Linked DNA regions of Homo sapiens: regions 1 and 2 are each linked to region 3. The links are chromatin contacts, found by Hi-C or POLR2A ChIA-PET in ENCODE. All regions are on one chromosome and are shown on one strand. Each heading gives the region's core, a stretch centred on a gene start or an enhancer-like site at or near the end of the contact. The rest is flanking DNA. Distances are from core to core; before and after follow the strand shown.

What was found. A loop is a pair of places that touch in the nucleus more often than their neighbours do. ChIA-PET counts read pairs that join two places held with the same protein, here RNA polymerase II (POLR2A). Pooled maps may share reads with other maps.
Region 1: a loop to region 3 is called in a map of CD8-positive, alpha-beta T cell, with 9 times the contacts of the local background. The contact joins the promoter of CPOX here to the promoter of TFG in region 3. A Hi-C loop is called at or near these places in 4 of 168 maps with a recorded cell type or tissue (CD4-positive, alpha-beta T cell, CD8-positive, alpha-beta T cell and naive thymus-derived CD4-positive, alpha-beta T cell) and 11 of 50 pooled maps. POLR2A ChIA-PET finds 5 or more read pairs at or near these places in 1 of 52 experiments (T-cell).
Region 2: a loop to region 3 is called in a map with no recorded cell type, with 10 times the contacts of the local background. The contact joins the enhancer-like site here to the promoter of TFG in region 3. A Hi-C loop is called at or near these places in 1 of 37 single-sample maps with no recorded cell type and 2 of 50 pooled maps. POLR2A ChIA-PET finds 5 or more read pairs at or near these places in 1 of 52 experiments (T-cell).

What each region holds. Positions count from the first base shown.
Region 1 is chr3:98,591,909-98,595,303 of GRCh38, forward strand. CPOX (coproporphyrinogen oxidase) reads right to left here and starts at 1,703. Exons shown (of 7, transcript NM_000097.7): 1 at 1,041-1,703. The coding sequence starts at 1,596. RefSeq lists a silencer at 1,242-1,691 and an enhancer at 2,192-2,241.
Region 2 is chr3:98,554,933-98,558,588 of GRCh38, forward strand. No RefSeq gene overlaps it. Among named protein-coding and RNA genes, the nearest start is that of GPR15, 25 kb to the left of the region's middle. RefSeq lists enhancers at 851-2,050, 1,102-1,421, 1,552-1,631. Within about 2 kb of position 1,424, at least 6 of the 41 ENCODE cell types and tissues checked have a DNase peak (open chromatin) inside an H3K27ac peak, as active enhancers do.
Region 3 is chr3:100,707,573-100,711,046 of GRCh38, forward strand. It overlaps TFG (trafficking from ER to golgi regulator), which reads left to right and starts at 1,922. Exons shown (of 8, transcript NM_006070.6): 1 at 1,922-2,149. RefSeq lists enhancers at 1,490-2,381, 2,382-3,272 and a silencer at 2,019-2,248.

The DNA.
Region 1 (3,395 bases), core at 453-2,952, 2.1 Mb before region 3:
GTCTAAATGCTGTCTATGCTTCAGACAATATTCTAAGCACTTCACATATATTCCATCCATATATATATATATATATGTATATGGATATATATATATATATATGTAGTATGAGGATTAAAAGAGATGAAATACATATATATTTCATAGATGGGAAAACAGCCATAAAAAAGTAACTTCTGAGGATCACACAGCTGGTCTAGTACTTGAGGTTGTGTCCTGGTTCAGTGGTCTTTGCTTGAAAACATAAGATGGAAAACTAGACTGAACTTCATTTAATATAGATGTGTCAGTATCACAGCTCAAAATCTGCCGGTGAGAAGCTGCTGTTGTATTTCCAGCTAGGAAAAGTCAGGAATCTTTCAAGTTTCCACTCAAGATGTGGGGTTTCACTGTATGGGCAACAACATGGTCATGAATGTACGCCTCTACGAGAACTGGGTTTTGATGCTCAAGTATTTTGATATTGGAAGAGAAGATTTTCCTAGCAGGAAATCTGATGCGTGCATTTGGTAGTGCTACTGAGAAACGAATCAAATATATCTTGTGTAACAGTAAAAAGAAGTGGGAAGATTCTGACACAATGACATCCTGGCTGGAGGAGTTTAGCCGACACTTAGCGCACAGGAGATGAGTTCTTTCCATCTCCTAAAGAGGAAAAAGGGCAAATTCACCCAGAGAAGGAGAGAAAATGTGTTCCATAATCTATTGAAATTTATGTTCAGTAACGAACTTTGGACATCTAAGCTTGTTAGCTGCAAATACCCCTTAAGAGTTCTACAAAAAAATGCTGCTACGGAATTGCAAAGATTTTGAAATGCAGTACTACAGTGACAGCTGATCCGGGTCCATACCTGCAAGCAGAGGGCTAGTGACCCTTTCGTGTCCATCTTTTTATCAGCGGCCTCTAACCAAGCGGCCTCTCTGTGGGTACCCCCTACCTACCCCATCCCATATTGTGAACTATTATATTTTCTGTCTGCAACCTGGAACCTGACCCTTTTTCCCTGTCTCCAACTCCCGCCAGGGGCCGGCCTCCTTACCTTCCTTCCTCTCCCACCGGTCCACAGAAAAGTTGGCGCCCCCGTCTACCTGTGCCAGAGCCTGGCACACCTGGGCCTGGGTCTCCAGAATCAGCAGCTCCATCTTGGTCTTCATGTCGCCCGGCCTCCTTCGCAGCTCGCCCAGGTCGGTCACAGGCGGGGCCATGAAGCTGCTGCAGCGGTGGGCCAGCTCATCCTCCTCCTCCTCCGGCCTCCCCAGCGAAGTGGCCCGCGTCCCCGAGGTCTTAGGCAACATCTCCGCCCGCTGCACATGCCCGAAGGCGGCGGTGGCCAGCCCCACCAACCCCGCCAGCGCCGCGGCCAGCCCTGTCCCCACCCAGGGGCCGCCTCTCGACGTCGAGCCGTGCCCCAGCCCGCGGCTCTGCTCCGTGCCAGCCGGGCCAGGGGGCCGGCAGACGCGTCCGGCTGCGCTGCGCTGGGACCAGGCTCGGAGCCCTCCGCCGCCGCACTGGGACCAGGCGCGGGGCCCTCCGCAGCCGCCCCGCGCCACGAGCCAGCAGGGGCCCGAGCTCAGCCTGCCCAGCTGCAAGGCCATGTTCCCGCACTATCACCTGGAGCAGTGCCTGCGTCCCAGAGCCCTGCGTTTGAGCCCCCCACCCAGACCCCCGGAGTATTGAGCCGGCGAGCTGCACAGGCGGAAAGAACCTTTCGAGAAGAGCCGCTGCAGCGTCGGGCTCCGGAGGCGGGGGCGGGAACTGGGGCGCGCTGGGAGCTGTAGTCCGGATCCTATCGCCGCCTGCGGCGTCCCTGCGCGGGGCGGGAGATAAGAATCCGACGCGCCCAGAAGGGCTGGTCCGAAGGGAAGAGAGTGGGGCGGGGACGGTGCTGTGGAAGGGACGGGAGAGATAAAAGAGGCTTTCTTGTCACGTACAACCTCGGGTCGGCTGTTTACTCAGCCAAGGAGAGAAGATAGAGTAGGGCTGGGAGGCTGAGGGCGGACTGGGGCGGAAATGTGGCAGAGATCCCAGTCCCGCTTACATTTTCAAACAGGATTTGCGAATACAGAGCCTGGCTCAGGATCTGTATAGACCCGCCCTTCGCCCTGGGTCCTGGTCCTCTAGAGTTTTTAGAGGGGATGGGCAGGCTGGGAAACTCTTTGCTGAAGGATGGTTTTCTAAAGAGAGTGGGAGAAGCTAGTAATGGACTCGGAAGAGAGTCGAGGAGAAGACTTTCTGTGATCGAGTCCACATCACAGTTCTGTCCTTAAGATTTCCCCAGGCTGGGGCCGGGCGCGGTGGCTCAAGCCTGTAATGCTAGCATTTTGGAAAGCCGAGGCGGTTGGATCACATGAGGTCAGGAGTTCGAGACCAGCCAACATGGTGAAACCCTGTCTCTACTAAAACTACAAAAAAATAGCCGGGCGTGGCGGCGTGCACCTGTAGGCTCAGCTACTCGGGAGGCTGAGGCAGGAGAATCGCTTGAACCCGGGAGGCAGAGGTTGTAGTGAGCCGAGATCGCACCACTGCACTCCAGCCTGGGTGACAGAGTGAGACTCTGTCTCAGAAAAAAAAAAAAAAAAAAAAGGTTTCCCCAGGCCTTGCTTCTATAGTGCCTACTTGATTATTTTAGAAAAAGGAAAAGCAACGTGACTGTTTTGGTTAACCAGTAGAAAATTCCTGACTTGGTGTGTTTTGGTGATTAACAAATAAGAATTTAAAAAATAGTTATTCTACTACTGTAGGGTGCTCCCAAATATTGCTCACGTTTAATACTTACAACAACTGCTACAAACTAGGCAAGGCAAATATCCACACTTCCTCCTACTCTGTCTCCCTTCCCCCACCCTTTAAAGAAATGAGGAAAGAAGCTAATAGATTTGACAGGCAGGTCTTTGTCTCCCCTGTAACCATACCACAGCTCCATGGTTCCTGGACGTAAAAGTGTGAGAACTATTGTCATGGGCTAATTTGTCCCATAAGTCTCCGGGATGATTTTAATTTCTAGTAGTAGATAATAATTTAAGCCACTGGTAGCTTTTCCCACAAGTGTTTTCTTTGTGGCAGGATGCACTGATGGAACTTCAATGGCTTTTGAGTCAGATCAATTGGCATCTTGTCCACACACAACTGTACCTGGCAGCTCTCACTGGGACATGATGTTAGCAAGGTGGGTGTGCTTGCCGAAGCCTCACCACTGAGAATCTGTGAAAAGTAAAGGCTTGGATTGAGAAGTGACTAAGCGACTTTTAGGGAAGAAAAACAATTAGCTTTTGGTCATAGTGCAACCTGCCAGGAGGCCAAGTTAGAAGTGGAGGAAGGGAAATAAGAATTGTCATTGTAGGAAGGGTTGATGGCCTCTACTGGATGCCTGTGATGGGGTTGGGCTGGGCCTGGT
Region 2 (3,656 bases), core at 174-2,673, 2.2 Mb before region 3:
GAAACATAATACTACCTAATGCAAACTCTTTGATCTGAGTGATAAAGAATTTGTATAAATAGACAAAAATAAACACCCAGACTGAAGTCCTACCTGTTCACTTGATTAAAACTGTATCTCTTTAAAAGATGGATACTTTGGCCAAATAGTTGGCTTTTTCTGTTCTACGTTCTGAGCTACACCAGTTTCTCCAACATCAAAGTTTCCTTTTCCACCACCTTAATTCGCCATCCTGCTGTCCAAAGCTCATAACTTCAGAGCTTCACTTTGTCCCCAGACTTATACACTGAATTCCAGTGAACCAGAAAGAATGCTCATGGAATACAATTAGTGACTAAACAATTCCAAAACGCTATTGGTTTGCTTTCTTTCTAGACGATGTACTTAGAAGAACAATAATAAAATTTCAAAGGGACCAAAATCTTTCTTTCTACTCCTCTCACATGAATCACCACCTCCTTTGCAAACAAGTGATTATTTACAAAGCTTGTTAAAAAAGTAGTTTAGGCTTGCATTTCATTTAGAATTGCTCTATTGCTCCATATTTTGTTTTCCCCTATGATTTAAGAATAGTTTTATTGTACATATCTTTACAAATATTTAAATCAAAGAGAATTACTGTAGTTTAAAAAATAGAAAAACGGGGCCAGGCGTGGTGACTCACGCCTGTAATCCCAGCACTTTGGGAGGCTGAAGCGGGCGGATCACCTAAGGTCGAGAGTTTGAGATCAGCCTGACAAACATGGAGAAACCCCGTCTCTACTAAAAATACAAAATTAGCAGGGCATGGCGGCACATGCCTGTAACCCCAGCTACTCGGGAGGCTGAGGCAGGGGAATCGCTTGAACCCAGGAGGCGGAGGTTGCGGTGAGCCGAGATGGCGCCATTGCACTCCAGCCTGGGCAACAAAAGCGAAACTCCGTCTGAAAAAAAAAAAAAGAAAGAAAAAGAAAAAGAAAAACAACAGAGGAAAAAACACGGCATGGGTTATGAAAACAGTTATCGAAACAAAAGATTATCTCAGGTGAAAAAAGGAAATTGACAGCGCTACGTAAGCAAAAAGATCTCAGATTGTACTTGTTGACCAGGAGGTAACTGGTAATTAGGAAAGTAAACATTTCTGCCCTCATCTACTATGCAAAACTACATTGTCTTTTCATAAAATTTTGCAGAATCTTACCTTAAAGGGGAAGATCACAGGTTACTACATCACTGCTTTTTTATTCAAACTAAAAATCATACTTCAGTGTTTTTAAAAAGTTAAATGAAATCCAGAACGCCAAATAAAAGGCCAATAGAGAAAAAGAGAAGGAAGCCAGATGCATGCCTGTATTTCTGGAAGGAGAGTTTCTCAAAGGCTTTTTTTTGAAACCTCCTTAGCTAGAGCTAAGGTTTGAGGTTAGCTGAGCATCGCGTGCCATTCTTGAAGGGTCCTAGGCACTGACTCATTTGCTTTATCATTTCTCATGAAAGCAAGAGGTGGCAGCCATCACCAGAGAGCAAAGGGGTGACTTGGTGACTGATCTCATTACTGAACTAAGGAGAGCACTCTCACGCAAAGTTCAGAACCTCCCCACACCCAGAGAAACTCTGCCAGTTCATAGAAAAGAAGTTATTTCCACCCAAGAAGACAAGTGGCAACTGGAAACAGATGTGAAGAAAACAAGAATAAACACCTTTTTCAGAAATATAACAACTGTAACAAATAATCAGTTTTTCCAGTTCCCACCTGTACACCATGCTCTCAACTATATACTGCAAGTTAAAACAGAATTGATCATGGTTCTGTATTTTTAAATTCTCTCGCTTTCTAAATACATCACTTCACTTTTAACAGTCCAAAGAGCTCTTTATAATTTACTTCCTCTAAGGTAAATTTAGGTGCAATTTTAATAGACTGGTAGGGGCAAATGCCTCATTCCCACCCAAAGGGTTGAGGAATGAGTGATGGACACGGTGAGCTAGGAGAAGTAGAAAGTGATCAGTGCCCTGTGGGAAATAATGGGAATGTCACAGGTTTCTTCTTTTCTGGGTCACTGGGGCATGCCTTTTGATTGAGCATAACACAGATTAATGTCATTGCCTGTGGATTTTGGAAGGAAATTGCAACAACTTTGGTTGATCACTTACTGGAGTAGAGACGGGGAGAGACAGATACTTTTCTACTTTACATGCATTTCTATTTCAATCCTTTAAGCAACCAGGAGAGTAAATATTTTTATTCCAATTTTAGGATGAGAAAGTGGACACATGGAGTTAATAGAAAAGGAGAGTAAAAATGATGGAATACAGGCAGACTGGCCCCATTGTCAAACCGTAGTCTGAATGTTTCAAAAGCACATCTGCCTTTTTTGTGACCAATAACCAGCATTTTTGTATAACTACAATTAGTGAAGCATGTCCTCATATATTATCTCAATTTATCCTCATTAAAGCACAGATAGAATGTGCTATTCTTAAGCTTGTTACTCAGGTGAGAAAAACGAGTTTCAGGGAATTCTCAAGATCACTCATCCAGGAAGTGATAGAGCCACCACCAGAACCCAAATCTTGTGCCTTCAAATCAAATCCTCTCCTCTTTCAGTTTTGCCTCTCACCTCTCATCTCCACTCCCATCCTCTTATGATTCATGGGAAGGTTGTGAGCTGCCGTAGACTCTCACACCCACTTGCAAGCTGAACTGGAGCTTTAGCCTGTCAGCTACACAGCTTCCTTGTAGCACTTGAATTTTTCATCAGTTATTTGCACCTTAATATGACAAAGGATATGAGATGAGGTTTTTTTGTGACACATTGTAATAACCCAAAGTTGTTAGTTTACATTAGGGCTCACTCCTGGTGTTGTATATTCTATGGATTGGGACAAATGCGTAATGACATACATCCACCATTACAGTATCATACAGAGTAGTTTCACTGCCCTAAAAATCCTTTGTGTGCCACCTATTAATCCCCCCTACTCCCCACAACCACTCATTTTTTTACTCTGAGATGAGTTTTTAACGGTAGGAAAAAAAAAGAAAATTTGAACAAACAGAAATACAGAAGATGAGGGCATTTAGTACTTAAAATATGTGGGATTATGTGGGTGGGAGAATTGAAGATCTAAGGAGAAACTGCAACTTTGTAAGTGAATTAGAGACACATCTTTCTCTTCCCCACCCATCCTCCCGTCTTGATAAAGACTCAGCTCAGTGGTTTGCAAACATTTTTTTAAATTTAATTTTATTTTATTTTAAGTTCTGGGATACACGTGCAGGATGTGCAGGTTTGTTACACAGGTAAACGTGTGCCACAGTGGTTTGCTGCATCTATCAACCCATCACCTAGGTATTAAGCCCAGCCTACGTTAGTTATTTATCCTGATGCTCTCCCTCCCCCGACTCTGACAGGCCCCAGTGTGTGTTGTTCCCCTCCTTGTGTACATGTGTTCAAAAACCCTACCTTGAAGTCAAAGCTTACATATATATACATCACATATTAGGTAAGAACATAATTGACATAAATTTGTGTTGGAATAAAAGCATAGCTATTTTAATCAGATTTATAGTCCTATATGTACTTCAGCATTCACTTCAGCTGTTTGGAAAAAAAGAACAAAATAAGAAGCTGGATCTCTCTCAACCCTTATGTCAAAATACATTTCTGGTGCAGTGA
Region 3 (3,474 bases), core at 672-3,171:
GCCTCAGGATCTGACCTCTTTTTAGTTTAAATATACTACTATAACAGTAGTATAATTCACTTCCTTCAGGGAATATTTTACCTTTGCCATATGGTTGTGGTTTTACCCCATCCCAAACCATCTTAATGACATCATAATACTATTATCTGACAGCAGTGCATCTCCCCAAATCTGTATTATTCAGTTTTAAAAAATAAGCAATGAATAACATTCTTTGGAGAGCAATTAGGAACTGTTTTTCATTTCTTCTGCAGTACTCCACTCCCTTATCCCTGCAAACAATTGCTCAAAGGTCAATACAACTGTTGGAAAATACAAATCAGAAGTGAACAGTGTAAACTTACATTATTTCACTCTCAAACAGAAGTTTCAGAGACTTATAACTGAAAAAGATCACACTACTTATGGTTGTAAAAGAACGTAGCTTCTCACCCTGAAACACCAGAATTTACTCCAGGTCCTTTAGGAGTATCTGGTGTTAAAGCAAACTAAATATGGCCTGAGAAGGACTCCATACATCTATACTTGAATCCTTGTGGATGAACTGTAACCTAGCTTAACAGACAAGATTGAAAACCTAACTTAGAAGTATGCGTCTCTTACAATAAGCGAGTCTTGGCCAATTCCAGCCGCCACACTTCAATCACTCATAGACTGCTAAGTGTTCAAATAAGGCCAACGCCAACCTGTAACCAATCCAGCTGTTTCTGTACTTCACTGCCAATTTCTGTACCTCATTTCCCTTTTTTTGTCTATAAATCTTCCACCACGTGGCTCTGCTGGAGTCTCTTAATCTGCTGTGATTCTGGGGGCTGCCCAATTCGTGAAATCGTTCACTGCTCAATTAAACTCCTTTAAATTTAATTCAGCTTAAGTTTTTCTTTTATAACTGGTAAACAACTGGAGACCAGGTAGGGTCTAAATGCTTTATTTATCAGCTTAGTCTCCACCTTAGAAGTGACAAACATTCTCCGTTTGGCCAAACTTCGGGCTCCTGGGCCTTCTCCTAGGACCATCTGTGCATCTTCTTGTAAAACTCAGTTTCAGCAAAGAACCTTGTTAAGGCAGTGTAGTGAGAATCCCTCACCCTTGATGGGGTTCCTCATCCTCCACCACCCCCAGGTGATGTCTGCTATCCTGGCCTATCTTCGTCTAGAATCCTGTTGTGTTGGTTTAGCCAGAATCTCCCTTGCCCCTGATATTTCCTCTTAGTAATTTTCCATCCACTGACCGACTTCCACCCCTTGGCTATAAATTCCTACTTACTCATACTGTATTTCTATTTGAACAGGTAAGGGAGAAGGGAAGAGTACGTAGGACACACTCAAATGCCTTATCCTCTAAAAATCACTCAGGAATCTTTAGCCTTAATTTCCCAGCTTTTGTCCTTTACACAGTTACAGATTTTCCTTGCTCATAAACGCTGTAGGTCTTCCCTGCTTAATTGGAAACTCCTTGCTCACAAAATGATTCACCCCCATTCCTAGAACCGGGCTTGGCAAAGCATAGGCTCCCAATAATGAATGAATGGATTTATAGAAGAAAAGGTTTTTTCTTTTTCAGCTGTTACTACAATGGTCAACAATAACGACAAAAACCACTTAAAGTTGGACAGACGTCTACTGCAACCAACTCTCAAAAAGTTTAGAACAGCGCACTACGCCCCGCCCATTGGCGAGAAACGGAAATACCCGCTTTCGAGAAAACCGGAAGTGCGTGGTCACGCCCCGCGCATGCGTGCATCGGGGCAGCTCACGCTTCCTAAATCCCGTCATCCAGTGAGAAAGCAGGGACTCTTCGGCCTAGGCAGCCGGGACCCAGCCAGCCCTGCGCCTCGCGCCGTCGCGCATGCGTCCTGGGTATGTCCACGCGCAATAAGGAGGGGCGAAAGGACATTTTTTTTTTTCTTGCTCCCGCCTCTGTTCTTCCCCCACCTGCCACGTACAGAGCCCAAGTTCTCGCTAGGCTTGTTGGGTCAGCGCGATTGGCCGGGGCCCGCGCGAGCCTGCGAGCGAGGTGCGGCGGTCGCGAAGGGCAACCGAGGGGGCCGTGACCACCGCCTCCCCGCGACGCCCCAGTCCAGTGGCCTCGCGTCCGCCCATTCAGCGGAGACCTGCGGAGAGGCGGCGGCCGCGGCCTCCGCAAGCCGGTATGGCCACTGGAGACGGGGGTTGCGGGCGCTCTGTCCGAGGAGGCCGGGAGACTAGGAGGCGCTGGGAGGGCCTCGTTCGAACCGCGCGGCAGCTGGGGTCGGAGGCACTGTGGGAAGGGGCTGGAGGGAGGAGGGGGTGGGAGGGAGGAGGGGGTGGGAGGGAGGACGAGGCCGGGGGGGAGGGCGGGCGGGGCCTTGCATGGGGGGAGGGGAAGGGAGGTCGCGGAGGGGGAGGGGAGAGAGGCAACCCCTGGCTGCGGTGGCCAGGAGGCGCGCCTGGGGGGCTCCGGGAGGGGAGTGCGCCAGCTAATGCCTTGGTGCAGCCTGCCTCCAAGCGTTTGGATTGAGAGGAGAGGGGCTTTGGGAGGTTTGGGGCGGCCGGCGCCCAATACCCGAAGGAGCTCGGAAGGGTGTGGAGTGGCGCCTACGGGAATAAGTTGATTGGGGTCATAGAATCGGAGCCTAGTTCCTTGGCTAAGTCAGCGCTTAATCAAGCGCCGGCTGGAGGCCCAGCCTGGTTTATAGTGATGATTCTAGCTAACTTTAAGAGTTTGCTTTGCTGGACACTACAGTAAGTATTTTGGATGCACTGTCTCATTTAATCATCACAAGGATTCCTCCAAATTCAGATATGGTTGTTTTCATTTCGAATGTGATGAAAGTGAGCCTTGGAGGACTTAAGATCACATAGCTAGTAGTGAGAATCTTTACCGTCTTGCTGCACTGCCTTTGAGGCAGGGTTTGAGGCCTCTTGGCATTCTTTAGAATAATTACAGGTTGACTTGGCTTAGTATTTCTTGAAGGAAACTGCTCCCCTCAGGAGGTGCTTAAGCCACAGCCTCTGAAATTGAGCAGGGTCTTACCCTTAGAGGTAGTAGAACCAGAAGTTTGTCCGCCGAACCTAGAACCTGGTTCAGGAGGCAGGCTTTTTATATGACCTTGGGCGTGTCAGATTATTCCCAGTGCTGAGAAAAGTGTACCTGGTAGAGGGTTATATTATACAAGTTAGAAGCCGAGTCATTTCTGGACTTCAGAGGGGGCGGGGCAAGGACAAGATGGGAGAAGAGCTTGTCGTAGGGCTCCTACTGGCAGTTCTAGGAACTAGTTAATACCAGTCTCTACTTTGGAAGAGAAAATGAGTACCAGAATTCTGTATGTGAAGTAATGTTGGGTTGGGATTTCCCCTTGAAGGGAAAGTTTTGTTGCACACTTACTTTTGAGATACTTTTGTGTTTACTCTGGGGAGATGACTGCAAGAGCAAACGACAGCTTTAGGAAAGAAGCACTGGTTCCTGGCCACAAGATGTTTACAGTCAATAGGA